Linked DNA regions of Homo sapiens: all the other regions are linked to region 1. Evidence: chromatin contacts called from ENCODE Hi-C or POLR2A ChIA-PET data. All regions are on one chromosome and are shown on one strand. The core of a region is the stretch at or near the end of the contact, and the rest is flanking DNA. Distances in the headings are between cores, read along the strand shown. Region 1 holds the start of POLD2 (DNA polymerase delta 2, accessory subunit). Region 2 holds the start of PURB (purine rich element binding protein B). Region 3 holds the start of H2AZ2-DT (H2AZ2 divergent transcript). Region 4 holds the start of ZMIZ2 (zinc finger MIZ-type containing 2).

Evidence for each region. Hi-C counts contacts between places; a loop is a spot of excess contacts on that map. ChIA-PET counts read pairs that join two places held with the same protein, here RNA polymerase II (POLR2A). Pooled maps may share reads with other maps.
Region 2: a loop to region 1 is called in a pooled map, with 8 times the contacts of the local background. The contact joins the promoter of PURB here to the promoter of POLD2 in region 1. A Hi-C loop is called at or near these places in 3 of 37 single-sample maps with no recorded cell type and 8 of 50 pooled maps. POLR2A ChIA-PET finds 5 or more read pairs at or near these places in 1 of 52 experiments (activated B cell).
Region 3: a map of naive thymus-derived CD4-positive, alpha-beta T cell shows a loop between it and region 1 (14-fold over the local background). The contact joins the promoter of H2AZ2-DT here to the promoter of POLD2 in region 1. A Hi-C loop is called at or near these places in 1 of 168 maps with a recorded cell type or tissue (naive thymus-derived CD4-positive, alpha-beta T cell), 2 of 37 single-sample maps with no recorded cell type and 10 of 50 pooled maps. POLR2A ChIA-PET finds 5 or more read pairs at or near these places in 1 of 52 experiments (activated B cell).
Region 4: a pooled map shows a loop between it and region 1 (15-fold over the local background). The contact joins the promoter of ZMIZ2 here to the promoter of POLD2 in region 1. A Hi-C loop is called at or near these places in 9 of 50 pooled maps. POLR2A ChIA-PET finds 5 or more read pairs at or near these places in 2 of 52 experiments (WTC11 and activated CD8-positive, alpha-beta memory T cell).

Annotation. Positions count from the first base shown.
Region 1 is chr7:44,119,352-44,127,108 of GRCh38, reverse strand. It overlaps POLD2 (DNA polymerase delta 2, accessory subunit), which reads left to right and starts at 3,561. Exons shown (of 11, transcript NM_006230.4): 1 at 3,561-3,598; 2 at 5,000-5,275. The coding sequence starts at 5,056. It also overlaps the pseudogene RNA5SP230. RefSeq lists enhancers at 2,896-2,955, 2,475-3,379 and a silencer at 3,166-3,875.
Region 2 is chr7:44,882,211-44,889,967 of GRCh38, reverse strand. It overlaps PURB (purine rich element binding protein B), which reads left to right and starts at 4,438. Exons shown (of 1, transcript NM_033224.5): 1 at 4,438-7,757. The coding sequence starts at 4,620. The coding sequence ends at 5,558. RefSeq lists enhancers at 2,312-2,411, 4,009-4,258, 4,407-5,366 and silencers at 4,249-4,608, 4,899-4,948.
Region 3 is chr7:44,845,268-44,853,024 of GRCh38, reverse strand. H2AZ2-DT (H2AZ2 divergent transcript) reads right to left here and starts at 4,554. Exons shown (of 2, transcript NR_187581.1): 1 at 4,504-4,554; 2 at 3,460-3,566. H2AZ2 (H2A.Z variant histone 2) reads left to right here and starts at 4,938. Exons shown (of 5, transcript NM_012412.5): 1 at 4,938-5,056. The coding sequence starts at 5,054. RefSeq lists silencers at 4,603-4,662, 4,923-5,312 and enhancers at 4,239-4,797, 4,798-5,355.
Region 4 is chr7:44,743,832-44,751,588 of GRCh38, reverse strand. It overlaps ZMIZ2 (zinc finger MIZ-type containing 2), which reads right to left and starts at 2,742. Exons shown (of 19, transcript NM_031449.4): 1 at 2,598-2,742. RefSeq lists an enhancer at 188-657 and silencers at 2,438-2,487, 2,498-2,607, 2,718-3,247.

The DNA of each region.
Region 1 (7,757 bases), core at 2,312-4,811:
GAAAAATAAACAGAGCCTAAGAGACCTGCGGGACACCATCAAGCAGACTAATACCCATTGTGGAAATTCCAGAAAGAAAAGAGAGTGAAGGACCAGAGAGATTATTAGGAGAAATAATGGCTGAAAATGTCTCAAATTTGATGAATGACATGAATATGAACATTCAAAAATCTCGACAAACTCCAAGTAGGAAAAACTCAAAGATACTCATACTGAGATTCATCATAATCAAACTGCTGAAAGCCAAAGACAAGGAGACAATATCAAAAGCTGCAAGAGAGAAGTGACTCATCACATACAAGGGATCTTCAAAAAGATTATCAGATATCTTGGCTGGGCACGGTGGCTCACACCTGTAATCTTAGCACTTTGGGAGGCCGAGGCAGGTGGATCACTTGAGGTCAGGAGTTTGAGACCAGCCTGGCCAACATGGCAAAAACCCATCTCCATTAAAAATACAAAGATTGGTGAGGCATGGTGGTGCATGCCTGTAATCCCAGCTACTCGGGAGGCTGAAGCAGGAGAATCACTTGAACCTGGGAGGCGGAGGGTGCACCAAGCCAAGATCGTGCCACCACTGCACTCCAGCCTGGGTGACAGAGTGTGACCTTGTTTCAAAAAAAAAAGAAAAAGAAAAAGAAAAAAAAGATCATCAGCTATCTCATCAGAAACCTCAGAGGCCAAAAGGCAGTAGATTGATATATTCAAAGTGCTAAAAGAAAAAAATAAATCTGTCAGCTGAGAATCCTGTATCTGTATCTCACTTAACCATTATTTTAAAATAAGGGAAAATGAAGACATTCCCAGATAAACACAAGCTGAGGGAGTTCATTATCACTAGATCTGCCCTGCAAAGAAAGCCAAAGAAAGCCTTTCAGGATGAAATGAAAGGATACTAGACAGTGACTCAAAGCTGAATAAAGAGGCCAGGCATAGTGGCTCACACCTGTAATCTCAGCACTTTGGGAGGCTGAGATGGGCGGATCACCTGAGGAGTTGGAGACCAGCCTGGCTAATATGGTGGAACCCCATCTCTACGAAAAATACAAAAATTAGCCAGGTGTGGTGGCACATGCCTGTAATCCCAGCTACTTGGGAGGCTGAGGCAAGAGAATCACCTGAACCCAGGAGGCGGAGGTTGCAGTGAGCCGAGATTGTGCCACCGCACTCCAGCCTGGGTGACAGAGTGATACCCTGTCTCAAAAAAAAAAGCCGAATAAACGAATAAAGATCTCATCTATGGCCGTACCACCCTGAATGTGTCCAATCTCAGAAGCTAAGCAGAGTTGGGCCTGGTTAGTACTTGGAGGGGAGAAATAACGGTCTATGCTAAAGGAAAATTCAGGTGCAATTAAAGTAAAATTAATTATATAAAAGAGAATACATTAAAAGCTAGTATTATTGTAACTTTGGTTTGTAATTCCACCAAGTGGAATTTGTTCCTGAAATGCTAGAATGGTTCAACATAAAAATCAATAAATGTAATAGACCACATTAACAGAAAAAAAACCCACACGGTCATCTCAATTGATGTCAAAAAAGTATTTGACAAAATTCAACACTCTTTTGAAAGAAGAAAAAGCTCAACAAACTAAGAATAGGAGGAAACTACCTCAAATAATAAAATCCATAGGCCAAATCCCCAAACTCACAGCTAGCAACATATTTAATGCTAAAGACTGAAAGCTTCCCCTTTAAGATCCGGAATAAGACAAAGATGCCCACTTTCACCACTTCTACTCAACATAGTATGGGAAGTTCTAGCCAGAGTAATCAGGTAAGAAAAAAGAAATAAAAAGCATCTGAATTGGAAAGGAAAAAGTAAAATTATTTGTTTGCCCAATACATGTACAATGTTTCAGGTGAAGGCTCAGAACAGTACAACCTTACCAGCAAGAGTCCTGCTGTCTCTGTGTGAATCCCAGCTATTACTCACTAGCTACATGATCTCTCTTGCCCTCCCTGCCTCAATTTCCTCATGTGTAAAGTGGGAGAAAAATAATAGTTCATGCTTCAAAGGTTTTTTGTTTGTTTGCTTGCTTTGAGACAGCGTCTGGCTCTGTCGCTCAGGCTGAAGTGCAGTGGTGCAATCTTAGGTCACTGCAACCTCAGCCTCCTGGGCTTAAGCGATCCTCCCACCTCGGCCTCCCAAAGTGTTGGGATACAGGCGTGAACCACTGTGTCTGACCCAAAGGATTATTTGAGGAGCAGATGAATTAATGTGTCATAACCTCAAAGCAGTTGCAAAGGCGTTTAATAATTAAAATATCACATTTTAAATTAAAATATAAGGCTGGGCGTGGTGGCTCATGCCTGTAATCCCAGCACTTTGGGAGGCTGAGGTGGGAGGATCACTTGAGCCCAGGAGTTCCACACTAGCCTGGGCACCATTGGGAGACCCTGTCTCTACACACACACGCACACACACACACACACACACAAACTTAAAGTAGCCAGGCGTGGTGCTGCGCGCCTGTTGTCCCAGCTACTCGGGAGGCTGAGGCGGGAGAATCACTGGAGCCTGGGAGTTCGAGGCTGCAGTGAGCCGAGATCGCACCACTGCACTCCAGCCTGGGCCACAGAGCAAGACGCTGCCTCAAACAAACAAACAAAAACAAAAATTAAAATATTAAGTAATAATTAACGAGTGTTAATATCCACTCGTTGTGGAGACAAGACCTGGACTTAGGAAACAGGCCCAGGGAAGTAGCAGAACAGTAGCGCTAGAGGACGCCTGGGAGAATCAGCGCGCGGCGGGAAGAGCCCGGGAAGCTTAGTGGGGAAGCGTCTCTTGATGGGGTGAGGAATTCTATAAATTAGTGGAGATGGAAAAAAAAAAAAAAAAGTATTCCCAAAGTGGGAGACAGCACTCAGAAAGACGTGGTGGTAAGAACGAGTATGAGTAACGGGGACAACGAGGACACTGGAGATTGGGGAGTGTTGGGCTGGAAGCTGGTGTGCAGCTGTGGGCAAGCTAGGGAGGACCCCGAAACCGCCAATGCGTTTCCCGGACGCAGACGCTGGCAGGACGGGAGGAACCCCGAGACCCCGCGCCATCCCTTCAGGAAGAGTTACTTCTCCCCGGCCAAGTTAGTGGGCCTTGGGCCTTCTTTCTGTTGGGATCCTCCTCGCGTGTCGCCATCGCTACAAGTGGGCAGCTCTGCGGGGAAAGCTGGGACGCTGGGGGCTTCACCAAGGAGGCTGGCGGCCGACCACTGGGAGGTCTGGCGGGGTGACGACCACTGGGAGGTTTGGGCAGGGCCTGACGGGGTGACGCGGTCAGCCCACTGGAGGCCGACACCCCCCGTCAGCCCAACCCCTGCACGCGCGGCCGCCAACCAAAGACCCGCGGCGCCGGCCTGCGAGCCCCCGCCCCGCGTTGCCCAGGAAACCGAGGGTGTGGCTCCGCGTTCTCTGGGCGTCCCAGGGACTGGGCGCACAGTGGTCGGCGGGATGAGGCGCCTGGTGACGGACGGGGCGAGGAGGGCAGCGATTGGTGAGATTAGGCGATGGGCGGGGAAGCCGCGCGGGGATTAGCGAGTTGCGGCGATGGGCGGGGCAGGCGCGCGGGGATTGGCGGGATGCGGCGCGCCGCGCGGTGAGTGGGGTCCAGGGAAACGGGGTCAGCTGGGGGTGGCAGTTCCAGGCCGCGAGGCCGGGCTCCTGGGTCGGTGGGCTGGTGTCTTGGCGGACGTCCCGCAGCTGCCGCGTGGATCCGAGCCGGGGCACCCGCCGTGACTGGGACAGCCCCCAGGGCGCTCTCGGCCCCATCCCGAGTAGCGCGGCCTGGCTGCTGCCGCCATCAAGCACGTTCGAGCCAAAAGCTCCTAACGAGTCACTCGTTAGACACGTGTGCGGAGCCTGTGTCCCAGGCCAGTGCTGTCCCGTGGAGATAGATTGCAAGCCGCTAGGGAATTTTTTAACTTTCTAGTAGGTGTACGAAAAAAGTAAAACGAAACAAATCAATTGGAGTAAATCCATAAATATATTCAAACTATTATTTCAATTGTATGTGAAAAAATTATTGGGATATTCTTTGTACTATTCTTAGAAATCCATTGTGTGTCCAACCCAAACATCACAGTTGGACTCACCACATCTCCTGTACTTCGTAGCCCTAGGTGGCTAGTGGCATAAGACACAAAAATCTCAGCTCTCCTGGAGCTTATGGTCTAGTTGGAGCAGGCAGACAATACATTTAAAATATACAGTTTGTTAGAAGGTAAATGTTGTAAACAACAATAACAGTTGAAGTACTGGGGAGAGTTGCAGTTGTAAATCAGATGGGCAGGGCACAAGGTAACATTTGAGTAAAGATGTAAGAACTTGAAGGAGATGGGCAAGTGAGCTCTATAAGTATACGGGAGAGGGGCAAGCAAGAGTTCAGAGGCCCCTTGCTGTGGGGAGGGATCCAAGGTGGAGGAGTGGGAACCAGGAGGGGAGAGGACCAGTGGAGCAGATCTCATAGGCAGTTGTAAGGACTTGGGGCCTTATTCAATGAAATGAGGACACTTTGGAGAGTTTTGAACAGAGCAGTGACTGATTTATGTTTTGGTTTTGGTTTAGTTCTATTATTATTTAATAATAGGCTTATTATTTCACAGAAGTTTTATTTAATAAGGCAGACCTCTTGTCTGGAAATGAGACAGGTGCCGGAGAGCTGGATGGAGGCAGATCGGGAATTCCATTTGGGGCAAACTGAACTTGATTGAGACCCTGGTAGTTGTCCAGATGGAACAGGACACCTGAGTCTAGGGTTCGGGAAGAACTCCAGATGGGACAAACACTCCTAGCTTTCCTTTTCTCTTTTTGGATGACCGCTACAGGGTGAGACATCGGTATCCAGGCACGATAAATTTCCAAGTGGACACAATGTCTGGTGTCAACTACAGCTGTTCTCCTTCTTTTCCCAGTATCCTTTGGGTGCAGTGAGACACCAGGAGAGCTGCTGCTTTGGGGGATGGACAGGGGCAGCAGGAATGCCTTTGTGTTTTCGCAGTGAACCTCCTTGGCCTGGGCGAAGCTGTGTGGACCAAGCAAGTCAGGAGTGTGGCCATGTTTTCTGAGCAGGCTGCCCAGAGGGCCCACACTCTACTGTCCCCACCATCAGCCAACAATGCCACCTTTGCCCGGGTGCCAGTGGCAACCTACACCAACTCCTCACAACCCTTCCGGCTAGGAGAGCGCAGCTTTAGCCGGCAGTATGCCCACATTTATGCCACCCGCCTCATCCAAATGAGACCCTTCCTGGAGAACCGGGCCCAGCAGCACTGGGGTAAGTGAGAGTTTGGGAAGGTGCTTCCCCCACAGCATCCCTGAACTTAGAAGTGTTCTGCAAGAGAATGGGAACAGTTTATCTAATTGATCCCACTTCCTGTTACCTTGGGAAAATTAACCTCTTTTTCCCTCAGTTTCTTCTTAAGATAGTAACAAGGATTAAATTAAGTAATTTGTGGGTTTGGAGTTAGTTTTAGTTCAGAGGCTGGTTGGAGATGAGGACTTAGTTCTGGCGGTGATGGCGATTACTTCACTGGCAGAGGAAAATGGTTTTCCTATCTTCAGTGCAGATTATTCAGGTATTTGCCTGTGCTGTAGCCAGAGAGCCCCTCAGTGTGGCAAGCCTGGCGCCAGGCACCAGGAGCCAAGACTGGTGAGGATGCACTCTCTGGTCTCGAGGGGACCCCCTCTGTTCACTCATGTCTGTTTGCCTCTCCTCCTGGCCCCCATATTTGCTGGCCATGAATTTTCCTGTCCCTTGGGCCCTCTGTCTTTCCTAATAAAGTGGCCTGCCCAACACAACCCTTGTTCTTTGCCCCCATTTCTTCCCTGGTGATCTCTCCTGCAGTTGGATTACTCTTGGTGGTGAAGCAGGGACCCCCATCTCCCCCTTTGAGTTTATTTGAGTTTTAGGTGCTGCTGCATTCCCCCATTCCTACCACTTACATAAGAGTGGCTTTCCAGGTAATTTTCAAATCCATCTCCTATTATATTTTTAAACTGAGGATTTAGTAGGTGAGACCAGGTCTTACTCATTTTTACTGTCCTTGGCACCAGGCAAAATGGATCTCAGCCCTAGTTGCACATTGGAATCCCCTGGGGAGCTTTGAGAAGCCCATCTCATCCCATGCCAAGCCAAGATCAATTCTCGTTATAGGCAGGCAGGAGAACCCTGGGCCTAGAAATCTAGCTAGAACCTCAAATTCATTAGGGATATGTATTAGTCCATTTTCACATTGCTATAAAAAACTACCTGAGATAGGGTAATTTATAAAGAAAAGAGGTTTAATTGACTCACAGTTCCTCATGGCTGGGGAGGCCTCAGGAAACTTAACAATCATGGCAGAAGGTGAAGGGAAAGCAAGGCTCTTTTACATGATAGCAGGAGAGAGAGAGCAAGGGGAACTGCCAACCATTTTTAAACCATCAGATCGCATGATGGCTTGATCTCACTCACCATCACAAGAACAGCATGGGGGAAATCCACCCCCACAATCCAGTCACCTCCCACCAGGTCCCTCCGTCAACACCGTGTGGATTATAATTCCAGATGAGATGTGGGTGGGGACACAGAGCCAAATCATATCAGGATGTTTTCTGTTTTGTTTACCTGAGACAAAGTGCTGTTCACCTCTCCTCTCCCACATAATCAGGGGCTCCCTCCTGCGGCTCCGGTAGCTTTTCCTCACTTTCCTTTCAGCCCTCGGGACACCTTCCTTGGCTCCTTTCAGAGCTCAGTTACTACTTGGGCCCAATGTCAATGCCACCTTCTAGATTCTTTCCGGCAGCACCTCCTCTGGTCGCACATTTCTCTTCCAGTTATTGGAGCTGTCAAAAAAGCTCCCCAGTGATGGACGATAGCGATTTCACTGTGCTCACAGACTGGTCAGGAAACCAAACAGCTGCCACAGTGAATGTGTTGATAGCAGCGGGGCAGCAGTAGCACTCGCTCACAGGCCTGGTGGTTGGTGCTGGCCCCCACCCTGAATACCTACATGTGGCTTCTCCATGTGGCCTGTGCATCCTCACTGAAGCTCAGCCTGTCTCTCCAAATTGGTCTTTCCACTCACCTGTTCCCCAAACCTGCCCAGACCTTCCTGCTGTAGGCTTTTCCCTTCACTTGGCACACTCTTTCCCTTGTCTTCCCATGGCCCCATCTAAGCCCCACTGTCAGCTGAAGTGTTATATTCTTTGAGGGGCCACCTGAAGCCACCTTGCAATGAGGGCCTCCGTTTTCTACCTCAGCTCACCATTTGTTCACAGCACTTGTCACTGTGGCGAGTTACTTGTCTATGGCCTGTTGTCGTTCTCCTGCCTAGACCCAGTGGGCTGAGTGGGGGCAAGTGTTGGCTTTTATGTCCAGTTTTGATCTTGGTGCCAGCACATTGCCTGGGTGGAAGCATGTCCTACTATCGGTTACAGGGATGTCATTCTGCCCAGTGCTCAGGGGCATACACTTGGATCCCAGTTGTGTGCCCTTGGACACATTGCTTAACCTCTCTGTGCATCAGTTGGGTGATAATATCTACTCCTGGCACATTTTCAGCGTTGGCTGAGTTACATGTACAGTGCTTAGGCCACCTGGGGGAGAGTAAGAGTGGGATACGTGAGGATGTGGAGTCTGTTGCATTTCTGTCTGCTGCTGGCATCCTTCTTGTCTTGTTTTGAGTTGCTCGCCTCTGTCTGCTCCCTAGGGCGTAGATTTGAGGAATATTCCTGGTTCTTCCCAGGCAGCAGGGGCTCAGGCTGTGCTGGAGTCA
Region 2 (7,757 bases), core at 3,189-5,688, 760 kb before region 1:
GCCTGTAGTCCCAGCCACTTGAGAGGCTAAGGGAGGCGAATCACTTGAACCTGGGAGGCGGAGGTTGCAGTGAGCGGAGATCGTGCCACTGCACTCCAGCCTGGGCGACACAGCAAGACTCTGTCTAAATAATAATAATAATCCTCCAACTGGGTGCAGTGGTGTGTGCCTGTAATCCCAGCTACTTGGGAAGCTGAGGTAGGAGGATTACTTGAGCCTAAAAGTTCAAGACAAGCCTGGGCAACATAACAAGACCTTGTCTCCGAAAAAAAAGAAAAAAAAATCATCCTCCTCTCCTTCTCTCATGCCCCACATTTAGTTTTCGAATCCTGAGCCAAAGGCCCCACATGCTCCCTCCCCTCCCACCAGCACTGCCACCAGCTGCACCCAATCCTTGCTGGCTCTTGTCTGCAACACAGTCATTGCCTCCAACTAAGAGCCCATCCTAGGTCCCACCCTAACCCACCCATGCTATCCTCTACTATGGATCACTTCCTTGAAGCACAGAGCTCGAGGTGTTACACTTCTGTTCGCACAGTCAAGTGGCTCCCCCTTGACTCTTCAATCTAGCCCAAGCTCCCTGCCTACAAGTCAAAGGCCTCCCCAGTAGGACCCAGTCTAACTACCTTCCAGATCCATTGTTCACCACTTACTCCTCATAGATGCTGGGCTCTATCCAAACTGAACTTCTCACCATCTGGGGACATATGTTCCCTCTGCCCAAAATAATCTACCCCTGTCTCCACCTGTTGAGATCCATCCCTAAAGGATTATTCAATAAATAGTACTGGAACAATTGGTTAGTCATTTGGAGGAAATTTTTTAAATTCTTCACTCATACTATACACCAAAATATATTTCAGATAGTTAAACGTAAAATGTAAATATATAGTAAAATCACATATATAAAAAATAAAACCATAAAAAGCTTCCAAAAGTGTTCAAAAACATGACTACCGAATATCTGAAAGGGGAGAAGATCCTAGGCTTAAAGCAAAGAATGAAATTTCAAAAGAAACAAGCAATATATCTGACTCATTAAATAGAATTGGACTGGTTAAAATCAAACTGATAAGAAATGAACAGAGGGGTCCGGGCGCGGTGGCTCATGCCTGTAATCCCAGCACTTTGGGAGGCCGAGGCAGGCAGATCACAAGGTCAGGAGATCTAGACCATCCTGGCTAACACAGTGAAACCCCATCTCTACTAAAAACATAAAAAATTAGCCGGGCGTGGTGGCAGGCGCCTGCAGTCCCACCTACTCGGAAGGCTGAGGCAAGAGAATGGCATGAACCCGGGAAACGTGGCTTGCAATGAGCCAAGATCACGCCACTGCACTCCAGCCTGAGCGACAGAGCAAGACTCTCAAAAAAAAAAAAAAGAAAGAAAGAAAGAAATGAACAGAGGGGGCTGGGCGCAGTGGCTCATGCCTATAATCCCAGCACTTTGGGAGGCCAAGGCGGGCGGATCACGAGGTCAAGAGATCAAGACCATCCTGGCCAACATGGTGAAACCCTGTCTCTACTAAAACTACAAAAATTAGCTGGGCACGGTGGTCACATGCCTGTAGTTCCAGCTACTCAGGAGGCTGAGGCAGGAGAATCCGTTGAACCCAGGAGACAGAGGTTGCAGTAAGCTGAGATCATGCCACTGCACTCCAGCCTGGTGACAGAGTGAGACTCTGTCTCAAAAAAAAAAAGAAATGAACAGAGAGATAGTCCTTTTCATGAACTGAATGTTGGTGTCCTCTATGTAGGGAAGTTGCATTAGAGAGGAGAAATCAGAAAGTTGGTTAGCAAGAAACCAGAGAAGGAGCTGGGTGGACATCTTTCACAAAGGTCAAGTGATGCCTGACATTGCATTCCTTCCTTAGGGATTTTAATGTCTCAATCCTCTCCAAGGATTGAATTGTTCACGACCCAAAATTTGGTATCTTCCTCTGAACTCTCCTTCTTCTAGGAAACTGATGTCAAATCCACCCTACCTGCTGGCAGCTCCCACACCTAATTACTACTGACCCATGTGGATGCACCCGAATTCACATTTATTGAGCACTCACTGTAATTCAGGCATTACGCTAAACATGTTTCAAGGATTACTGCCCAACAACCCTACAAGGTATTTTTTTTTTTAGTGCAGTTGTCCCCAACATCCTCTTTGATTCGTGTCTTTTCAAAATAATAATAATTACTTTATTGGGGTCTAATTTCTCTATAATAAACTACATTTGAATGAGTTTTGGCAAATCTGTGAAATCACTACCATAAACAAGACACAGAATACATCACCCTTAAAAGTTTCCTTGTATTACCCTTTCCAATCTGTCCCTCCATATTCAGGCCCAGGCAACTACTGATTTGCTCTCTGACACACACACACACAGACACATACACACACACCTTCCTCTTTCATATACTTTTATATAAATGGGGTCATACAAACTGTGTGATCATACTTTCACTTCCCTCGGGTAAATACCTAGAAGTGGAGGCTGGCTGCGGTGGGTCACGCCTGTAATCCTAGCACTTTGGGAGGCCGAGGTGGGTGGATTGCCTGAGCTCAGGTGTTCGAGACCAGCCTGAGCAACACGGTGAAACCCTATCTCTACTAAAATACAAAAAATGAGCTGGGTATGGCTATAGTCCCAGCTACTTAGGAGGCTGAAGCAGGAGAATTGCTTGAACCCAGGAGGCAGAGGTTGCAGTGAGCCAAGATTGTTCCACTGCACCCCAACCTGGGCAACAGAGCAAGACTGCTCAAAAAAAAAAAAAAAGTGGAAATGTTGGGTCTTATTTTATGAAAGGTATATAAGAAACTGCCAAACTGTTTCCCAAAGCATTTATACCATTTTATATCCTTACTAGCAATGTATGAGTTCCAGTTTCTTCACATCCTTCTCAACACTTGATGTTACATTTTTTAATTTTAGCCATTCTAGTTGGTATTTCATTCTGACTTTAATTTATATTTCCCTAATGATGAATAATGTTGAGCACTGTTTCATGTGCTTACTGGCTTTTTTGACGAAGTGTCTGTTAAAATCTTTCACCTTTTATATTGGGTTATCTATTATTTGTGTTCTTTACAAGTCCATTGTTGGATTCACTATCTATGAATAACTACATTTAGGCTGGGTGTGGTGGCTCACATCTGTAATCCCAGCACTTTGGGAGGCTGAGGCGGGCAGATCACCTGAGGTCAGGAGTTCAAGACCAGCCTGGCCAACATTGTGGAACCCCATCTCTACTAAAAATACAAAAATTAGCCGGGTGTGGTGGCGGTTGCCTGTAATCCCAGCTACTCAGGAGGCTGAGGTAGGAGAATTGCTTGAACCCGGGAGGTGGAGGGTGTAATGAGCTAAAATCACGCCACTGCACTCCAGCCTGGGTGACAGAGCAAGACTCAAAAAAAAAAAAAAAAAAATTTAAGGATGAGGACATTTTGGCTTTGGAAAATCAAGTAACTGGTCAAGGTCACAGATTCAAACCCAGTGCAGTTGCAGAGCCTACACTTTTTAACACTATTCCAATTCTGCCTCTTGTTACACCTCAATGCTTACAACAAAAAGACCTCATAGGAATTATTCATTTTATTGATAAAGAAACTAAAGATTGGCAGTCAATTTCCTTAACCACTTTAATATGGCTAACTGTGGGGACAGTTAACTGATCTCTGGATCCCAAATCTAACCTCATCCTAAATCATCTTCTTTCTATATTGTTCCCACAGTGATCTTTCCAAAATGTGAACCTGATCACATACGGTGGCTCCAGACTCTGGGGTAGGCACTAACTCTCCCGCACTGCAAATGGCTTTCCTTGATCTAATCCACCCTCCAGTGTCATCTACGACCATTCTTCAGGCATACACACCCCCAGCTGCTCTGAGCTCCCAGCATCAGGCCCTGGGTGCCTCTGCACTGCCGTCTCCTATGCTGGGTGGCTCTTCTCCAGAGTTGCCAGGCCAACTGCAGTTTGCCCTTCAGAGTCAGCTCATGCCTCCTCTAGGGAACCCCACAGGCTGGTCAGAACCCGCTTCCGAGTGCTCCAAAGGATCTCCCTCCCCCCGGTCGCCAGTGTATAGACTGGAACTCTGTTCCCAGCACACAACCAGCGCGAGCAGGCTGGGGCCTGAGTATGCTCAGCTAACGCCCCGGAAGCGAGAAGGAGGGAAGTGGACGACACCGGAGTCTAAAGTAAAAGTGTCACGGGAAGAGGCGCGTAGACAGACGCAGCGGGCGGCTGAGTCACGCTAAGGCTGGCAAGTCCCCAGGGCTAGAAACCGAGCAGTAACACTAGCCTACTCTCAGCTTGCCGCCCGCCCGGCGCGGCCCCTGACGTCACCCCTCTGCGCCACGCCGCCGCGGCGCTTCCGGCCGCGAGGCCGCGGAGGGCGGGACGGAGTGACTTCACGGGAAATCGCGCGCCGGAAGTGGCTAGGGCTGCACGGAAGTCGCGGGGGCGGGGCGCGGAGGCGATGGGGGGGCGGCGGCGGCCGGCGATGAGCGGCGGGAGCGCGTGAGCGAGCCGGGCGGGCGAGGCTGGGGGGCCCCGGAGCGCGAGCCGGAGGGCGGGGGCGCGAGCGCGGCGGGCGGTGGCGGCGAGGCGGCGGCCTAGAAGATGGCGGACGGCGACAGCGGCAGCGAGCGCGGCGGCGGCGGTGGGCCGTGCGGGTTCCAGCCCGCGTCCCGCGGCGGCGGCGAGCAAGAGACGCAGGAGCTGGCCTCGAAGCGGCTGGACATCCAGAACAAGCGCTTCTACTTAGATGTGAAGCAGAACGCCAAGGGCCGCTTCCTCAAGATCGCCGAGGTGGGCGCGGGCGGTTCCAAGAGCCGCCTCACGCTGTCCATGGCGGTGGCCGCCGAGTTCCGCGACTCGCTGGGCGACTTCATAGAACACTACGCGCAGCTGGGCCCTAGCAGCCCCGAGCAGCTGGCGGCTGGCGCCGAGGAGGGCGGCGGGCCGCGGCGCGCGCTCAAGAGCGAATTCTTGGTGCGTGAGAACCGCAAGTACTACCTGGACCTCAAGGAGAACCAGCGCGGCCGCTTCCTGCGCATCCGCCAAACGGTCAACCGCGGCGGTGGCGGCTTCGGCGCGGGCCCCGGGCCGGGCGGCTTGCAGAGCGGCCAGACCATCGCGCTGCCTGCGCAGGGCCTCATCGAGTTCCGCGACGCGCTGGCGAAGCTCATAGACGACTACGGAGGCGAGGACGACGAGCTGGCAGGCGGCCCGGGAGGCGGCGCCGGGGGCCCAGGGGGCGGCCTGTATGGAGAGCTCCCGGAGGGCACCTCCATCACCGTGGACTCCAAGCGCTTCTTCTTCGATGTGGGCTGCAACAAATACGGGGTGTTTCTGCGAGTGAGCGAGGTGAAGCCGTCCTACCGCAATGCCATCACCGTACCCTTCAAAGCCTGGGGCAAGTTCGGAGGCGCCTTTTGCCGGTATGCGGATGAGATGAAAGAAATCCAGGAACGACAGAGGGATAAGCTTTATGAGCGACGTGGTGGGGGCAGCGGCGGCGGCGAAGAGTCAGAGGGTGAGGAGGTGGATGAGGATTGAAACGGGCAGCTTCCCCTACAGGCCTCCACCCAACCACCATCCCCTTGGCTAGAGAATTCCCTTTCCTGCTCATCCCCAGTGAGCTAGTGGAGAGGGAGCAAGGGAGGCCGCAGAGGGAAAAAACAAAACGTAACACAGTTAAGAGAAATAATCGTAAGAGAACAGTGACGGACAACTTGAGAAAAGCAGTCAAGTTCCAAGGAACTGACAGCAACCTGCAAAGAGGAAAACAGCATCTCCTCACCTGCGTAAAATTGTCTCAGCTTCTGTTGTTTCTCAACTGAGGTTCGTAAACCCATCAGGATAATCCCTGGAGGGAATAGATCCTTGCACATCCAGGGCAAGAAACATGTCCAAGTTACCCAGACCATTGATAACAGTTGCATTTAGGTTGCACCTGGGTAATCTGGCATAAAAGATCTCTCTAGGCCTCACTGTTGCGGTGTCTATCCCTTCACCTCCATTGAAATCAGCATTTTGGATCTAGGTCTTCATGGAATCCTTGAGAAGAGAGGCCTTTACAATTACCCAGTTCTGAGGGTTCAGGTTCACGAAAAGAAATGCAACTTGGGATAATCATGAACAGGTTAAAGATAAGATTTCAAGAAGCCATCTAAGAATACAGAACCAAATTGGATCCATTTTTTTAAAAAAATGGTTTTGCATGGAACCTGGACCAAGGCAAATGTCTTTTCTTCGCAGAATTGTTTTCCAGGATGCCAGTGGATTCAGATAGCAATGCTTGGAGTAGAATCCGTTACTAAAATAGTTTCAAAGTTGACAAAAAATTTTCAAAGATAAAAGCAGTTTTACATTGGGGGTTGCTGAGGTAGGCACAAGAAAAAGTCAGGCATAAAGCACAAGGCAGACTGTTTGAGTGGATTGGTTGCTGCTCACTAAAGTTGTTCCCCTGATCTCTAAATATGGAGGTCATTACCAAGAAATGCTTTGGTATGAATGAGAGCCAGATCTCCACTGTGTGAGCCAGTGAATTATGGCTAATTCGGCTGTTACAGCCACTGGTTGGCTGGATTTTAAACCATAAAACTTGAAGATTACCTACAAAAGTAACAGTGTGGCTATAAGCCTGAGCTTTAATGGATATACATCCTCACAGAAAAGTTGGAAATAACCAAAACTGAAGTCTTAATTTACCTTCAGTTTAATCTGTGGATTTGTTCAAATACTAAAGATCCTCAGGTCCAGAATTCCAGCATCATTTATTCTTTTAAAATTTTTAAGAACTTGATCCATTGTATCAGTACCTCACAATCAGAGTTGGCAAATGATGGATGAGTGATTCAAGCAGTGCACCCGGTGGAAGCTGAAATCCATCTGTGAATGGAACTGAAGTGAACGTGAATATGCTGACTATATCCTGGAAGCATTTTTATACCATCTTGAAATTTCAACAAACTGGCTTTTGCCAGTTAATCCAGCTGTCTTTCAAGAATAAAAGTTGGGGTTTTCAAGGATCGCCTCTTCTATATTTTAAATGGATTTTCAGTAGAAATGATTTTTACTAATCAAGTTAATCCCACCCCATCAAAAGGTATTCCTAGAAATGTCATAGACCTAGGTAACTTTGAATTGAATGGGAGCTAACGTTCTTTCCAAAGTTTTCAGGTATTCTTTGTGTGACACCTTCTCAACCAGGAGGCAAGTAACCCCGCCTCCACAATCTTAGTATTTTTTTTAAACTGCATGCCTGCCCCTTATTTGAGCTGCCTTTTTAATTTATTGCATATCCTTTTTATTATCTTATTTTGGTATTATTCAATCTATACAATCTTTTTGTATTTATTGGGAAATGAGTAATATACAAAAAGGTTTTCATGTATTTGTGGCTGAGAGGGCGGGAAATAATTGTGTACATAAAATTAGGCTTTTTTAAAAAAATAGATTATGATGCAGAATATTGTTGATCTTAGATTAAAAAGTGGAAGAGCCACAAACATTGGTGCCCTTTTCAGACTATTTCTCTACTCTCATCATCCACAGTAGAATTTTTAAACAGATTTTTTTAAAGCTTTTCTTTTAAATTTTTCTCCGTTGCAAAGAATGTTTCCTAAATTGTATGGGAGCAATAGTATTTTTGATGTTTTAATGACATCCGTATACTTGTACTGTATTTTGTACTACAAGGCAGCTGTTTTTCAATAATGTCCTGCTGTATTTACCTACGTGTTTTGAGTGTCT
Region 3 (7,757 bases), core at 3,305-5,804, 720 kb before region 1:
TACAGGCATGAGCCACTGCACCAGGGGAGTCTTTTCACTGTATACCCTTTGTACATTTTGAAATTTTGTACGTGTGAATATCTTGCCTACTCAAAAATTGACTACATTTTTGCAGAGAAAAGTCATTGTCTTAGTTCAGGTTTCCCAGGAAACAAATGGGATTTGCTTTCAAGAGGTAATAGTATGGAATGCTCTTGGGGACATTACTAGGAGAAAATAGAGGAAGTAGGATTACGCAGAAGTTGAACTTCAATGCAGTTAGATCAAGTCAAAACTAATCACACAAGAAACTCTGGAGCTGGAATGGCCCTTCAGAATTGTCTCAAATTAAGGCAAAAGAGCTAGGCACTATATCCTACATCCACCAGTCACTGGAGGTAGGCCCCCTAAAAAGGAGTGTAAACTTGGGCGATACAGCTTCCTTTGGCCAAGTCCAATTCCTGGGTAGAGATCCCTGAGTAATGATCAGTCAACACTTCCAGGAGCTAAATAAGTGCTCCAGTTTTTTTGTTTTTGTTTTTTTGAGACAGAGTCTTGCTCTGTTGCCCAGGCTGGAGTGCAGTGGCGTCATCTCGGCTCATTGCAACTTCCACCTCCTGGGTTCAAGTGATTCTCCTGCCTCAGCCTCCCAGAGTAGCTGGGACTACAAGCGCATGCCACTACACCCAGCTAATTTTTGTTTTAGTAGAGATGGGGTTTCACCATGTTGGCCAAGCTGGTCTGGAACTCCTGACCTCAGGTGATCTGCCCACCTCAGCCTCCCAAAGTTCTGAGATTACAGGGATGAGCTACCACACCTGGCCAAGTGCTCCAGTTTTATAAGGAATACGTGGGCTCTGGACTGTGCACTGCAGCATATACTATACCAGTGGTTCTTAAATTTCAGTATGCACCAGAATCCCCTGGAGCGCTTGTAGGTCCCACCCTCAGTGTCAGATTCAGCAGGTCTGGGGTGGTGGTGAGAATACATTTCTAACAAGTTCCAAGTGATGCTGATGCTGGTGGTCTAAGGATCACACTTTGAGAACAATTATACTATATATTACTGGGTTAAATCCAGCAACATTGAATAATTTTTTTTTTAGAGATACAGTCTGGTTCTGTTGCCTGTCTGGTGAGCAGTGACACAATCATACATAGCTCACTGCAGCCTTGAACTCGTGGGCTCAAGTTCTCTACCCACCTCAGCCTCTCAACTAGCTGGGATCACAGGCATGTGCCACACACTCAGCTAATTTTTTTCTTTTAATTTTTGTAGAAGTGGAGTCTTGCCATGTTGCCCAGGCTGGTCTCAAACTCCTGCCCTGGTGACTCATGCCTTGGCCTCCCAAAGCTTTAGGATTACAGGCATGAGCTACCATCCCCAGCCCAAAGTTGAATAATTTGTCAATGTTTGTAGTTTATCATTTATAGATGCTAATACATAACATTTTCTGGTTAGACTGGTGTTCTTCATGAGCTCATCTTTGCCTTTTTTGTTACCCTAGTTCACTAGAAACTAAATTTTACTAACACACTTGGTTTATAAAACTGTTAGTAGGCAGACTTTTTTCTGGCATCTGTGTTTACAGTGATGATATAATTTAGTGATGATATATAAATCAGTGAAAGGATTACTATTATCTACAATGAGAACCAGTCTTTTTCAACCTAACTCCACTTTCATCAAAATCTGAATCAATGACATGAAGGCTGAGGGGTAGAGAGTGGTGAGAAAATGATTTTCCTGTTAAGGAAGGAAGTTAACATTTATTGGATATTATGTGCTAGGTACAGTGCTAGGTGCTTTCTCATACATTATTGGACACTTCTTTCAGCCCCCCTTCACAAGGGCAACTCTTCTTTTTTTTTTTTTTTTTGAGATGGAGTGGAGTCTTGCTCTGTCGCCCAGGCTGAAGTGCAGTGGCGCAATCTTAGCTCACTGCAGCCTCCGCTTCCCAGGCTCTCCTGGGCCCAGGTGATTTTCCTGCGTCAGCCTCCTGAGTAGCTGGGAATAACAGGCATGCGCCACCACGCCTGGCTAATTTTTGCATTTTTAGTAGAGACAGGGTTTTGCCATGTTGGCCAGGCTGGTCTCGAACTCCTGACCTCAGATGATCCACCCACCTTGGCCTCCCAAATTGCTGGGATTACAGGAGTGAGCCACCACGCCCAGCCTGCATGCTCTTTGTGGACCACCCACACCAGCTAAACTACATTCCCTGTTTCTCTCTTAAAGCACCCTGTTCTTTTCCTTCAGCACACTTGAACTTATTATAATTCACATATGGTATTTGTTTATTTCTTTAACATCTGACTCCCGCTGCAGAGGACCACAAGGGCAAGGACAATGTCTATTTTGCTAATCACCAAATCCTCAGTACCTAGCACAGTGCCTGCAAACAGTAGGCACTGAGTGATTTGTTAAAGGAATAACTCACAGGCTTATGCCTTGGTAGATTGGTAATGCCATCCACTGAGGCCAGAAACACAGAGGAGCAGGAATTAACAATGGCTATTTTTACTGAAGTAACTCCACTCTTCTACCTAGTTTTGAGGCTTCTATTAATCTGGGCACATTGCTCCATTCCTTCCTATTTCACTGGACACCCTTCCTCACACTTGTCTGTACCTTCATCCGTATTTTTCCAAATTCTTACTTAGAAGCTCACCCTCTTCCTCTTCTTGAATTTAAGTTACCTTTTTTTAAAGACTCACTTCCCCAAAGTTGCTTCTCCTGATTCAAACTTTGGAACAGCTATCATCAGCCTGGATATAAATTTCTAAAGTGCCAGCCTGGGAAAATCCTATGACAACAGAATCTCCACTAAGGCAGAAACTTGTTTTTTTCACTATTAACTCACCAACACCAAGAACACATTCTAGCACAGTCAATGCATCATACTGTGAAAAGAATGAAAGAATTTAAAGCTGGAATGAGTTGGAACAAATGTGAGCTGGTATCTTGGTTATCTACAGGCTATGCGGTCTCAGGCAAATGACTAAGTTCACCTAAGCCCATTTCTTCAGTTATGAAATGAAGCTGGCTCTCCCAGAAAGCTCATATTGTCCAGACTGTAATAGAGATGATCATGATAGGGTGATGGGCCTTTTTTAATTGTGGAAACAGGCCAGGCGCGGTGGCTCACGCCTGTAATCCCAGCACTTTAGGAGGCTGAGGCGAGAGGATCACTTGAGGTCAGGAGTTCAAGACCAGCCTGGCCAACATGGTGAAACCCTATTTCTACTAAAAATACAAAAACTAGCGGGGAATGGTGGTGGGAGCCTTTAGTCCCAGCTACCCAGGAGGCTGAGGCAGGAGAATCGCTTGAACTCAGGAGGCGGAGGTTGCAGTGAGCCCAGATCACACCACTGCACTCCATCCAGCCTGGGCAACAGAGTGAGACTTCATCTCAAAAAGTAAATAAATAAATAAATTGTGTTAACACTGTGGAAGAAAAACGATCGCTGGAGAGCCTGTGCACTCACATACATCCTTTAATTTTTACAACAGCTTCCGGGGGAAGGCGATTCCACTTTAGAGCTTTTCTTCCTTTCTAGCTGGGAGTTATCCTCCAAATTTTAACCTAATGATGTAAGCAAAATAAACACACTGAAGAGGTTGAGAAAAGAAAAACGGCTCACAACAGTCTGAGCTCTGTGAGGTCTGCAAAATGTATTAGGCCTAGAGGGACATGAGTATGGGACTTCGGTTATGCCCACCCTCTGCCCCCACATACACACATACCCAATCCCATGCATACCCAATTGTTTAAAGTCATTTCATTCCTGACTATCGGCCTCATCCATTACCTTTTTTTTTATTATTATTTTTTAGACAGGGTATATTCTGTCTCCCAAGCTGGAGTGCAGTGGTGCGATCATGACTCACTGCAGCCTCGACCTCCTGGGCTCAAGAGATCCTCCTGTCTCAGTCTTGACAGTAGGTGAGGCTACAGGTTCGCGCCACCAAGCCGGCCCCATTATCTTCGTGTTCTTAGAATTTGTAATACATGCCGGGCGCGGTGGCTCACGCCTGTAATCCCAGTACTTTGGGAGGCAAAGGGGGGCAGATCACCTGAGGTCAGGAGTTCGAGACCAGCCTGACCAACACGGAGAAACCCCGTCTCTATTAAAAATACAAAAGTTAGCTGGGCATTGGGGCGCGCGCCTGTAGTCCCAGGACTCCATCTCTAAAAAAGGAAAAAGAATTTGTCATACAAATAACAATATGTAGCCAATTGATAGCTTTTGTTTTTGTTTGTTTGTTTTGAGACGATGCGTCGCCCAGCTGGAGTGCAGTGGCGCGATCTCGGCTCACTGCAACCTCCGCCTCCGGGGTTCAAGCGATTCTCCCGCCTCAGCCTGCCGCGGACCTTGTCAGGGTCCGCGCTGAGAGGACGTCAGGGTAGTCAGTCCGCCAGAATACGGCTGAGCATGAGGCCTGCCTAACCTTGAAACCCAGCGCCCTCCTGATCCACACGTTCTAAGACGAATAAATCCTCACAGTCTGTGAAAACCCACCAGGAGAAGCACGTCCAACACTCTTTACCTCCCCAAACAAGTCTCAGAAGCGGGAAAACCAACGCCGCGAATGGGCGGGAAAGCCACAGCGCCTGCAATCGCTTCACCTTATTAGCTAATTTTGCTGTCCTTCCCAGTGGCCCGCCTCCCTTGCTCGCGGGCGATATTTTTATTGGCTTTCGTCTGCGAGGCGTCCAATCTCATTGGTTTGCCTTTCTGTTCGTCAGGCTTGGGCGCCTGGTGAAAGGCAGAGAGCGCGTCACTATTGGGGCTGGAGGCCCCGCCTCCGCGTGCCGTGTGCAAAAACAAACAGCCGTTAGGAAGGCGGTGCCGGGGGGGCGGGGTCTGGCTAGAAGGAGGCGCGCGATTGAACAGCCGCTGGGGTTCGAACCAGCAAGACAAGCGGGCATTGGCCACAGCAGCGCGAGGCGGGCACGGGGTATTGTCCGGCTCCGGCGGCGGCGGTCGGTGCTGCGAGAGCGGCGGCGGCGGCGCGGGTCGGCAGCGGGAGGGCGCGCGGCCGAGCGGAGGCGGAGTCGGCGCCGAGAACATGGTAAGGGCGGCCGGGTGGGCCGGGGGCACGGGGCCTGGGAGAGCAGAGCGCGGAGGCCCTGGCGTCGGCGCCGCTACCTGTGGAGTCGGGAGTTTGCGGGTGTCTGGGCTTCGTCCGGCCGAGCCCCTCGCCGCCCGCCGGGGGGCGCCATGTCCCAGCTGCGGAGCCCGACACGGGTCCCCGGGTGAGAGCTGGGCCTGGCCGGGTAGAGCGCGAAGTCTGTTCCGAGCCGGATAGATCTGTCCCGACGCTTGTGACGCTGCACCGCCCGTCTTAGAAGGAGGAGGACGGCAGAATCCGGCTTGGAAATGTAGAAACAAGTGCTGGATCTTAATGTGATCGCTTCTCTGTATGAATGAGGTCAAACAGGCTGCCGCTGTACAAGTTAGATAAGTCTTTGGCGATGTTTGGTTACGTAATCTCCCTGGCAGTCAGTTTGAGGGTTTCTGCGAAAGGGTGCTTGTATTTGTGGTCTTTTGAGCGACAAAGAATGGTTTTATAGACCAGAACCACACGATTTGTTCTAGGTGATTGCACAGGTTAGAAATGAACGCCCGTTATCTTCTGAGCCCCTTGCAGTTTGCGGTTTTCATTATACAACAGTACTTTCCTTTGCCCTTGCTATGGATTTTCAGTCTTAAAGTATTCATCTTTTCATTCTGAAATTCAGATCTAGATAAGAAGAGTGTGGCTTTAAAAAAATGAAAGTGAATAGAACTTCAGCCCCATTTTAAAGTTGAGGGGAAAAGAGAAGGTGCTAAAGGATACGCTCTGAGTTGCATCAAAGATTGTGTAAAAATAATAAGACTGTTATGGAATCTTATTTTTGCCGGTATTCGTGCTTTAAGCATTCTGTTGAAAGGTTACTTCAACGGGAGCTACCTGCTTAAAAGTTAGCACCAAGCTGTCATTTATCATACTGCAGATAGTATTAGATGATTTGTCTTGTGCTTGATGTGACAGATATGGTATTGAATAGACATAACACCTAACTGTAAACAGATTGGCCAGTCGAGAGGACAATGTTTGGTTATTGTAAAATACCCAAATCTTAGAGCTGGAATAGACTTTAGGGATAATTGCTTCCAACGTCTAACGTATAGTTTATTGTTATTGTAAAAAACCCAAATCTTAGAGCTGGAATAGACTTTAGGGATAATTGCTTCCAACGTCTCACGTATAGTTTATTGTTATTGTAAAGTACTTTATAGTACTTTATCAAACTGAGGTACAGCTTACATCTAATCTGTAAAAGGATTTGCTCAAACAGATGATTTTCATGATTCTAGTTTTTTGTGGTTTTTTTTTTTTTTGGTTTTTTGTTGTTTGTTTTTTGTGGTTTTTTGTGGTTTTTTTTTTTGAGACGGAGTCTCACTCTGTTGCCAGGCTGGAGTGCAATGGGCGATCTTCACTCACTGCAACCTCCGCCTCCCGGGTTCAAGCGATGCTCCTGCCTCAGCCTCCCGAATAGCTACAGGCGTGCGCCACCACGCCCTGCTAATTTTTTGTATTTTTAGTAGAGATTGGGTTTCACCATGTTGGCCAGGATGGTCTCGATCTCTTGACCTTGTGATCCGCCCCCCTCGGCCTGACAAAGTGCTGGGATTACAGGCGTGAGCCACCGCGCACGGCCAATTCTAGTTTTTCAGATATTTTTCAATCTCTAGTGATACGCTATATGTTTTATATCCACTTACCAGTAGCTAAAAATACATAAGTATTAACATAAGCTAAAAATGCAGGAGACATTGAGTTGTCGTTCTTGATAGATTTTAAACCTGAGAGGAAGTAAGCAGATGTCTGTTAAAACTGACATGAAAGTGTCTTAGTATCCAGTTTGCAAGTTTATCCAAGTAAAATGAACGAACTCCTACTTCCTCCTCTCTCTCTCTCTCTGTCTCTCTCTGTGTGTGTGTGTGTGTGTGTGTGTGTGTGTGTGTGTGTAATTTTTTAAAACCAACAACCTTAACTCAGGTTAATACGAAGTCAGTTCTTGGAATTAAAAAATTTAGATTTGGGTTCTCAAGCACCAATTATATTAAAATGAATGTTCAAAGTAGGGAGGCTATATATACAGTTTGAGGGGATATCGGAAAGAAAGTAATTATCCATTTATTGTATAGTTTTATATTCAGATAAGTTTGATACCATAAAAGTTTTCTTTTGTTAAGTATGAGAAATGTATCAGGAATCTCTAAATGTTGGAAATAGTCATTTAATGGATTGAGGCTTTTAAAACCTGACTGTATGTCTACTTCCTTAAAAAGCAAATAGAACACCAAATATGACATATCTGAAACAGTGAGGATAAAATTGCTTAAGCAGAGTAGTTATTATATGACCTGGGGAGCCTGGGGAATTTTGTAGTTGTTGGCTTTTTATTAGTGACTACTTCTTATTTTTTCCAATCCAGTCATAGGAAGACAGTGATTATAATTTTAGATGCCAGTTGAGAGGTTTTTAAGTGTTATATATTAGGGCAAATGGAGGTAACAAGGGTTTTTTATTTGAGAAGTAAGTAAGACTGTCTTGTTAGTGGAGCTGACCTCAAAAATCCAAAAATTGTATTTTTCTTATATAACAACATAGTCAAAAATTATTAAAATATGAGGCATTCTGGTAGAAATAGAGAGCGTCTCAGTTCTTACTGGTAAACTTAAATCAGTCTCTTGTTGAATTACCTAATATAAGAGAGTGAATA
Region 4 (7,757 bases), core at 1,493-3,992, 630 kb before region 1:
CCCACTAGAAAGCTGGTTGGGTTGGCTGGCCACTTTGCTGTCCCAAGAACAGAGAGGGAATCTGGCAGGCAAGCAGATGTGCCCCCTCCCCCGCCCGTGGTCAAAGGCCTCAAAGTGCAGGCAGCACTCTGTGCAGCACTGCCTCATTTTAGGTCACCTAGGGCAGCAGCTCCCCAACTGCAGCACATCAAAACCAGCTCGCAGCTGGTGATGACAGGCTGCCCAGCCCCACCTGAAGTCAGTAGGATGGGCTGGGGCCTAAGCCCAGAATTTCTAACAAGTTTGCAGCTACTGCTGCTGCTGGTCCAGGAACTGTAGTTTGAGAACCTCAGATCTAGGAAATGCAGTGAGCTGGGGAGAAGGAGCACAGGGCAGGTACAAGGAGGGGAGGAGCCCACAGCAGGCTCCTATGTCACATGAGCCTGGGGAATTCCACCCCTGATGGTTCTCTGCTGTGGACAGAGACCACAAAGATTTCCAGTTCCCTCTGAGCTTACTCTTCACTGCACAGGGGGATTTCCTGCCGACCCGAACTCATGCCTCTGGTCTCCTCTCTGAGGACAGTCTCTCTGAAAAGACTTCCAGTCTCCAGGTCTGGTATCCTTGACCCTGTGCCCCTGATGATAGGATAGTGTTCTGCGTTGTGTGTGTGCAGATCCTCTTCTCATCTCCTGGCTTTGAGTCTGGGTTGGGAACAAGCCTGGAGCCTGGAATCTGGATCCCAGATCATGCAAGGCCCATGCCCACCAAGGGTCTTAGTGCCTGGCGCTTTCCTTGTAAACTAACTCCAGCTGGAAGCTAGGACCCCTTGAGAGATGGACAAGGTCAGTCTAGAGGGCCACAAGGCTTTCTCGGGGGTCAGATCACATCTTCCTCTAGACAGAGTTACAGAACTCACTACCCCAGACCTCTCTTCCCCAAATGTCCCAGAGTAGCTGCACCCCCAAGTCTCCTGGTTGACCTCCTGAGCCTTGTTCCATGCCACCTCTCTGCCTGCCTAGTCAGCTAGGAGCAGGACCAGCAAGTGGGCCCTGTGGCAGGCAACGCTTCTCAATAGGTCACACATCAGGACTCACTGTCTCCAAGATTGCAGGGTCAGGATCCAACCCAGGTGACAATGGAGTCAAAGGGTATTGAAGAAATGATGGCTGTGGAATGTTGCAGGAGCGGGGTCCTTGGTAGCAAAAAGTGGGGTACTCACATATACAGGTAGCTGAAAGTCCTGCCCCCTCTACCTGTAAGGCCACAGTACTAAAATGTCTAAGCGTGGGGCTAAGTCAGGATGCAGAGTTCATCAAAAAGTCCAGGAATAAGCAATGGCCCAGGCATGAGACATTTCAGTGAACAGCTGAAGGGACAACCTTAACCTGGCATCAGTTTACAATGTGTAAGATGGATATCTGGTAGCATCCTAGGACTGAGGACACATGACCACCTTCATGTCATCAGCCCTTGGGAGCTCAATCCCAATAATCAGGATGCTCCCCAAACATCTTAGGCCTGTCCTTCAGAAATCTACAACCGGCAACTGTCACCTGCTTGTTCTCTTCATTTACACTTCCAGCTTGTAACTATCCCCTGGGCATGACAAGGGCTAGAGGTCAGTACCTCTGGAAGTTAAGATTCCTTCACTTCTCCTGTTTCCACACTAAGCATCAAGGGATGCCCTCTGGTTCTAGCTTGCCAGAACTTGGTGGTGAGTCTGTGTCCATCCTATCCGTAATCACCACGGTCTCAGACCAAGTCACATGTTCCGTGTGTGTCCCTGTGAAATCTGCGATGACACAAATTAAAGACACCACCATGGATGTTCTGTAATACTGGAAAGAGGGTACCCTAGGGAGAAGGAGAGGCAGAACACTGCAGGGCAGAGGGTCCAGGGAATGGGAGGAGAGACACGGTAGGTGGAGGGGTAAACAAGGCACCGGGTGGGGGTGCCGCGGTGAAGGACACCTGGCACTAGGGAAGACAAGGCACCTCAGGGGAGCAGGGCATCCTCACGCCTGAGCTTCAGTATGTCCAGTTTGGAAAGGGGTGTCCCCATCAAAACTGGCAGCTGGGGGCTGGCCGCTCAGCGTCGTTCAGCCCAGGAGCGGAACAGCTCCTCCGCGAGCAGGTGACGGCCTCAGACGGCCCCCACATCGCCGTGCTGGTGGGCACGTAAGTAGGAGCGGAGGGGCGTACCATGTAGGTGAGACTGCCTGGCCCCAAAGCTAGGAACGATCAGGTTGGAGCGAAGGCCCGGCCAGCCTTCATCGCTCAGGAGAACCCCGAGCGCCGCTTACACCCCTCGGCCAGCCTCCAACAAAGACTCAGGGGAGGGCTGGATGACCCTGACGCCCACGGGGCCGAGCCTGCCCAAGACCACGACGCACGCGTGGCAGGTGCCGGCAGGTGGGCGGCAGAGCCTCTAGCCCCAGCCCAGCTGTGAACCCTACCGTGGCGCCGCAGCGGAACCGGGGCGCCCCGGGCGACCAGCTACACCTGCCTGCCCGCCCGCACCTGCCGGCCCGCACCTGCCGCACCTGCCTGCCCCCGCCGGCCCACACCTGCCTGCTGGCGGCGTTGCCAGGGGCCACCCCCAGGACCCCGCTCACCTCCGCCCGGCCTGGCCCGGCCCCTCGCCGTGGCGGCCCCCGGCCCGCGCCGCTCCATGCGCTCAGCCCGCCCTCCGCGCCGCCCGCCGCCCCGGGGCCGCCGCCACCCGCGCCATCGCGCCGCCGCCCGCTCCGAGGGCACAATGGAGCCGCCGCCGCGCCGCTCATGCATATGCATGACGCCGCGCAGCCGGCCCCGCCTCCCAGGCCAGAGCAGCAGAGCCCCGAGCCGGCGCTCGGGGCGGGGGCGGCCGCGAGCCCGAGCGGCCCAAAGCGGCAGGGTGGGGCCAGGGCCGCAGGTGGCTGGGCGGGCAGGAGACGCAGCCTGATCGCGACCTGCGCCCCCAGCCCCCTCCACACCTTTCTGAACGCGGCGTCGGCAGAGCCACTGCGCTCTTCCTGCTCGCAGTCCGCCGGGAGCGGGGCGGGGCCGGGCGGCGGAGGCGGGGCCAGGACGCCGGGGCGGGGCCGAGTGGAAGGCGGGGCCAAGGTGCCGGGGCGGGGTCGGGAGGAGGAGGCGGATCCAGAGAGCCGGGGTGGGGCCAGGGCTCGGGGCGGGCCCCGGCGGAGGAGGAAAGGAAGAGTGAGTCCTTGCCCTTCCCCCACCCGCCCCGCCCGCGCCCCGCCCGCGCCCCCCCTGCTTCCTGGGAGTCCATTGCTCTGGCCCGGCGGGCGGGGACACGACTGGGAGACAGAGAGACCCAGGGTGCCACTTTTGGGAGGGGATCTTATTAAAGGACTCCGGAAGCCCCTCGTTAAAGCAGAAAACTAAACTTAACAAGTTCGCTGTCCTCACTGCTCAGTTCTCTCTTCCCAGTGGTTCTCCTTCTGGAAAAAGTCACTATTGAGCTAGTCTAGCCTGATGGAATAGCCTCTCTGATCAGTTTCGATCTTTGAAATGCTATTATCAGCCTTTAAGTTATTCTTGACTTTTCCTACCGTAAGTTGAGGAAGACCACATTCTCTCAACTACCCATAATTAATTTTTCTTAATTGTGGTAAAATACACATAACGTAAAACTTACCATCTTAACTGTTTCCAAGTGTAGTTCTGTGGCACCAAGTACATTCACATTCTTGTGCAACCACCAACCGTCTCCAGGACTTTTTCATCTTCTCAAATGGAAACTCCATACCCAGTAAACACTAGCTCCCCATTCTTTCCTCCTCCTAGCCTTTGGCATTCACTATTCGTCTCTAAATTAGACTACTCTAAGGACATCGTATAAGTGGAATCATACATTATATGTCTTTTTGTGACAGTCTTACTTTAGTTAGCACAGTGTCCTCACTTCCATCCATGTTGTGGCATGTGTCAGAATTTCTTTCTTTCTTTCTTTCTTTCTTTCTTTCTTTCTTTCTTTCTTTCTTTCCTTTCTCTCTCTCTTTCTTTCTTTCTTTCTTTCCTTCCTTCTTTCCTTCCTTCTTCCCTCCCCTTCCCTTCCCTTCTTTTTTTTGACGGAGTCTCACTCTGTCGCCAGGCTGGAGTGCAGTGGTGCAATCTCGGCTCACTGCAACCTCCACCTCCCAGGTTCAAGCGATTCCCCTGCCTCAGCCTCCTGAGTAGCTGAGACTACAGGGGCACGCCACCACGCCTGGCTAATTTTTTTGTGTGTGTGTTTTAGTAGAGACGGGGTTCATCATGTTGGCCAGGATGGAATCGATCTCCTGACCTCGTGATCCGCCTGCCTGGGCCTCCCAAAGTGTTGGGATTACAGGCGTGAGCCACGGCGCCCAGCCCCTTCTTTCTTATGGCTGAATAATATTCCATTGTATGCATATTCCACATTTAAGTTATCCATTCATCTATCAATGGATACTCCACAATTAATTTTTGACATTGTTGAAATTTCTTCCCTGAAGGCCGCCTCTGAACTCTGTGCTCTATTTCTTTTGGGAATCATTCGTTCATTGAACAAATATGGCAGGCCTGCTGTACAACAGTCCCTGGTCTGGGGTCTGTGAACACTGGTCTGTCCCCAGGAACCAGGAGAATAAGGCCCCTCCATCCATACAGCAAGCATGTTAGAGGGGACAAACAGAAGGAAATGAGTTAACAGGTAACAGTGTGTCTGTCAGAAAGAGTGTTAGGAAGAAAACTAAATCAGGGCCAGAGAATGGGGAGGGAGTGATGAGGTATGAGGGACGGATTCTCTGTGGAGCTGGCCCTGAAGAAGAGACCCAAATGAAGGGGGAGGCAGGCACCAGGGGACCCTGACCATTCCTCTGTCTCGGAAGAGGCTGCATGTATGGGGGAGTTGCAGGCAGGTTTGTGGAGGATGCTGGAAGTGGCCACGCCAAGCATCCCAGGTGCCCCCAGGGCAGGCATCTCTCTCACCTCCTAACTGCTTCAATAATTCCTGCCCTGCTCCCCTGGGAAAGGCCACCTGGTGTCCACTCCTTTCTAGGGAATGTTTTCATTTTCTACTATATGATGAATTGTTAAGAAAGTCTTCCTTGAGGCCGGGCACAGTGGCTCACGCCTGTAATCCTAGCACTTTTGGAGGCCAAGATGGGTGGATCACCTGAGATCAGGAGTTCGAGACCAGCCTGGCCAACATGGTGAAACCCTGTCTCTACTAAAAAATACAAAAATTAGCCAGGCATGGTGGCGTGAAACCCTACTCTACTAAAAATACAAAAATTAGCCAGGTGTGGTGGCATGCACCTGTATTCCCAGCTATTCGGGAGGCGGAGGCAGGAGAATCGCTTGAACCCGAGAGGCAGAGGTTGCAGTGAGCTGAGATCGCACCACTGCACTCCACCGTGGGTGACAGAGCGAGACTCTATCCCCCCACCATCACCCCCCCAAAAAAAAAAGTTGCCTGGCGCGGTGGCTCACGCCTGTAATCCCAGCACTTTGGGAGGCCGAGGCAGGCAGATCACGTGAGGTCAGGAGTTCGAGACCAGCCTGGCCAACATGGTGAAACCCTGTCTCTACTAAAAGTACAAAAATTAGCCGGGCATGGTGGTGTGTACCTGTAGTCCCAGCTACTCGGGAGGCTGAGGCAGGAGAATTGCTGAACCCGGGAGGTGGAGGTTGCAGTGAGCCGAGATCACACCACTGCACTCCAGCCTGGACGACAGAGTGAGATTCTGTCTCAAAAAAAAAAAAAAAAGTCTTCCTCATTTACTAGAATAAAAAAACTGCCTTATTGAAGCTTTTCCTCTACAAGTGCATAAAATAAGAATCATCACTTTGTTATTTGACAGCTCTTCAAATATTAAAAGCAACTTCTCAATCCCCCAGTCTTCTGTTGGAGGAATAATGCTCCCAGTTCCTTAAGTGTTAACAGTAACACAATTTTCAGATCCTGTACCAACTGGCCACTCTCCTTTAGACAGGCACCAGTTAGACAATATCGCTTTTAAAATGTGACACCAGAAAGGGAACCTGATATCCTAAATGTAATCAGCCTAGCCCAGCGTCCAGGGGCTCCTGCGAGTCCACAGTCTCCTACAGTTGGTGTGGCCTTAACCTGAATTTGGTTTTTAACCAGTTTGGGTACCCCCAGTTACTATGACTCTTGACTTGCAAAACTAACTTTAAAAAGAAAAAGGTAGGCCGGGCGCAGTGGCTCACGCCTGTAATCCCAGCACTTTGGGAGGCCGAGGTGGGCGGATCACGAGGTCAGGAGATCGAGACCATCCTGGCTAACATGGTGAAACCCTGTCTCTACTAAAAATACAAAACATTAGCCAGGCATGGTGGCGGGCCCTGTAGCCACAGCTACCTGGGAGGCTGAGGCAGGAGAATGGCGTGAACCCAGGAGGTGGAGCTTGCAGTCAGCGAAGATCACGCCACTGCACTCCAGCCTGGGCGACAGAGCGAGACTCCATCTCAAAAAAAAAAAAAAAAGAGAAAGGTGCTGCTGCTCCTTTGCATACAAGCGGTATATTCTCATTGTGGAAAATACAGAGAAATGTTCAAAATACCTTAAAACTGTTCAGAGATAATTCCAGTCAATTGTTTGCTCTGTTTTTTTCCCAGATGGTTCTCTTTGCATATCTTGATGTTGTGGAGAATATGGCATATGTATGATTTTGCATTCTTATTTTTTCACATTATCAACATAAACATTTCCCTTACAAGCATTATCTGTGTTTCTCACAAAATAAATACTTCAAAGATTTATTTACAAGGATGTTTGCTGTGACATTAGGATATTGAAAAATTACACACAAGCTGTATTCATTCATTCAACAATTTTCTGTTGAGCTTCTACTGTGTGCCAGATACCACTCTCAGTGCTGGAAACATGGCAGTAAGTAAAACTGATGAAAATCTGCATTGTCGTGGAGCTTGTGTTAGCAAGCTAATAGTTACATCCTAGTAGGTAATAGTTAAGTAGAACGCACCCACAGGTTGGAAATCATGTTTTTGAAGAATATTTAATGGTATGAGCAGACAGTCACAATTTGCTAACTGAAAACATCATACAAAGTTGCACAATGCCAACATCTTTGTTTCCTGAAAAGCCTTTACGGAGCACACAGTCTTCCCACAGGCCTCTAATTCATTATACGGGGAGAAAGGAACCTTTATAATAACATTGGTCAGACACTACCTTAGCAAAATGACCAAGGTCAACAACACCAACAGTGGGACCATTTGACATCCTGGGTACCTGATGTGATACTCAGAGAAAAGATACAGACTCCTTCAAGTAGAATTTCCAGCCAGAAATGTTCAACCTGAATCTGATCATGAAAAAATAAGACAGATCTACACAAAGGCTCAGTCTCCAGCACTGTCTGTGACTCTCAGAGAACGTCAGGCCTGGGGAAATGGTCTCATTTCTCGGTAAGCAGGTCTGTGCAAGCCTGCCCCTAAAGTCGGAGGAAGCTAAGAGGTTAAAGAAAGAGGCTGACAAATTCAGTTTCTCCAAAAGAAACATTTAATAGGAACTCATGAGCTGAAGCCCTGTCTGTGTATCAGGGGCTTACATGGGATAGGGAAAGGGTGACCCTGAAGGGATGTATAGGACAATTGAGGTATGATAACATCAAGACTGTTTTGACCTAAGGGCAGGAATTACAATAAGGCCTCTTACACAAGGAACAATAGATAAACTGGAAATCTTAGAGGCCTTCCCAGAACAGAGGTTAATCAGAGGTCATCATGGCAGATCGGCATCAAAGATGGACTTGCTTTAGCCT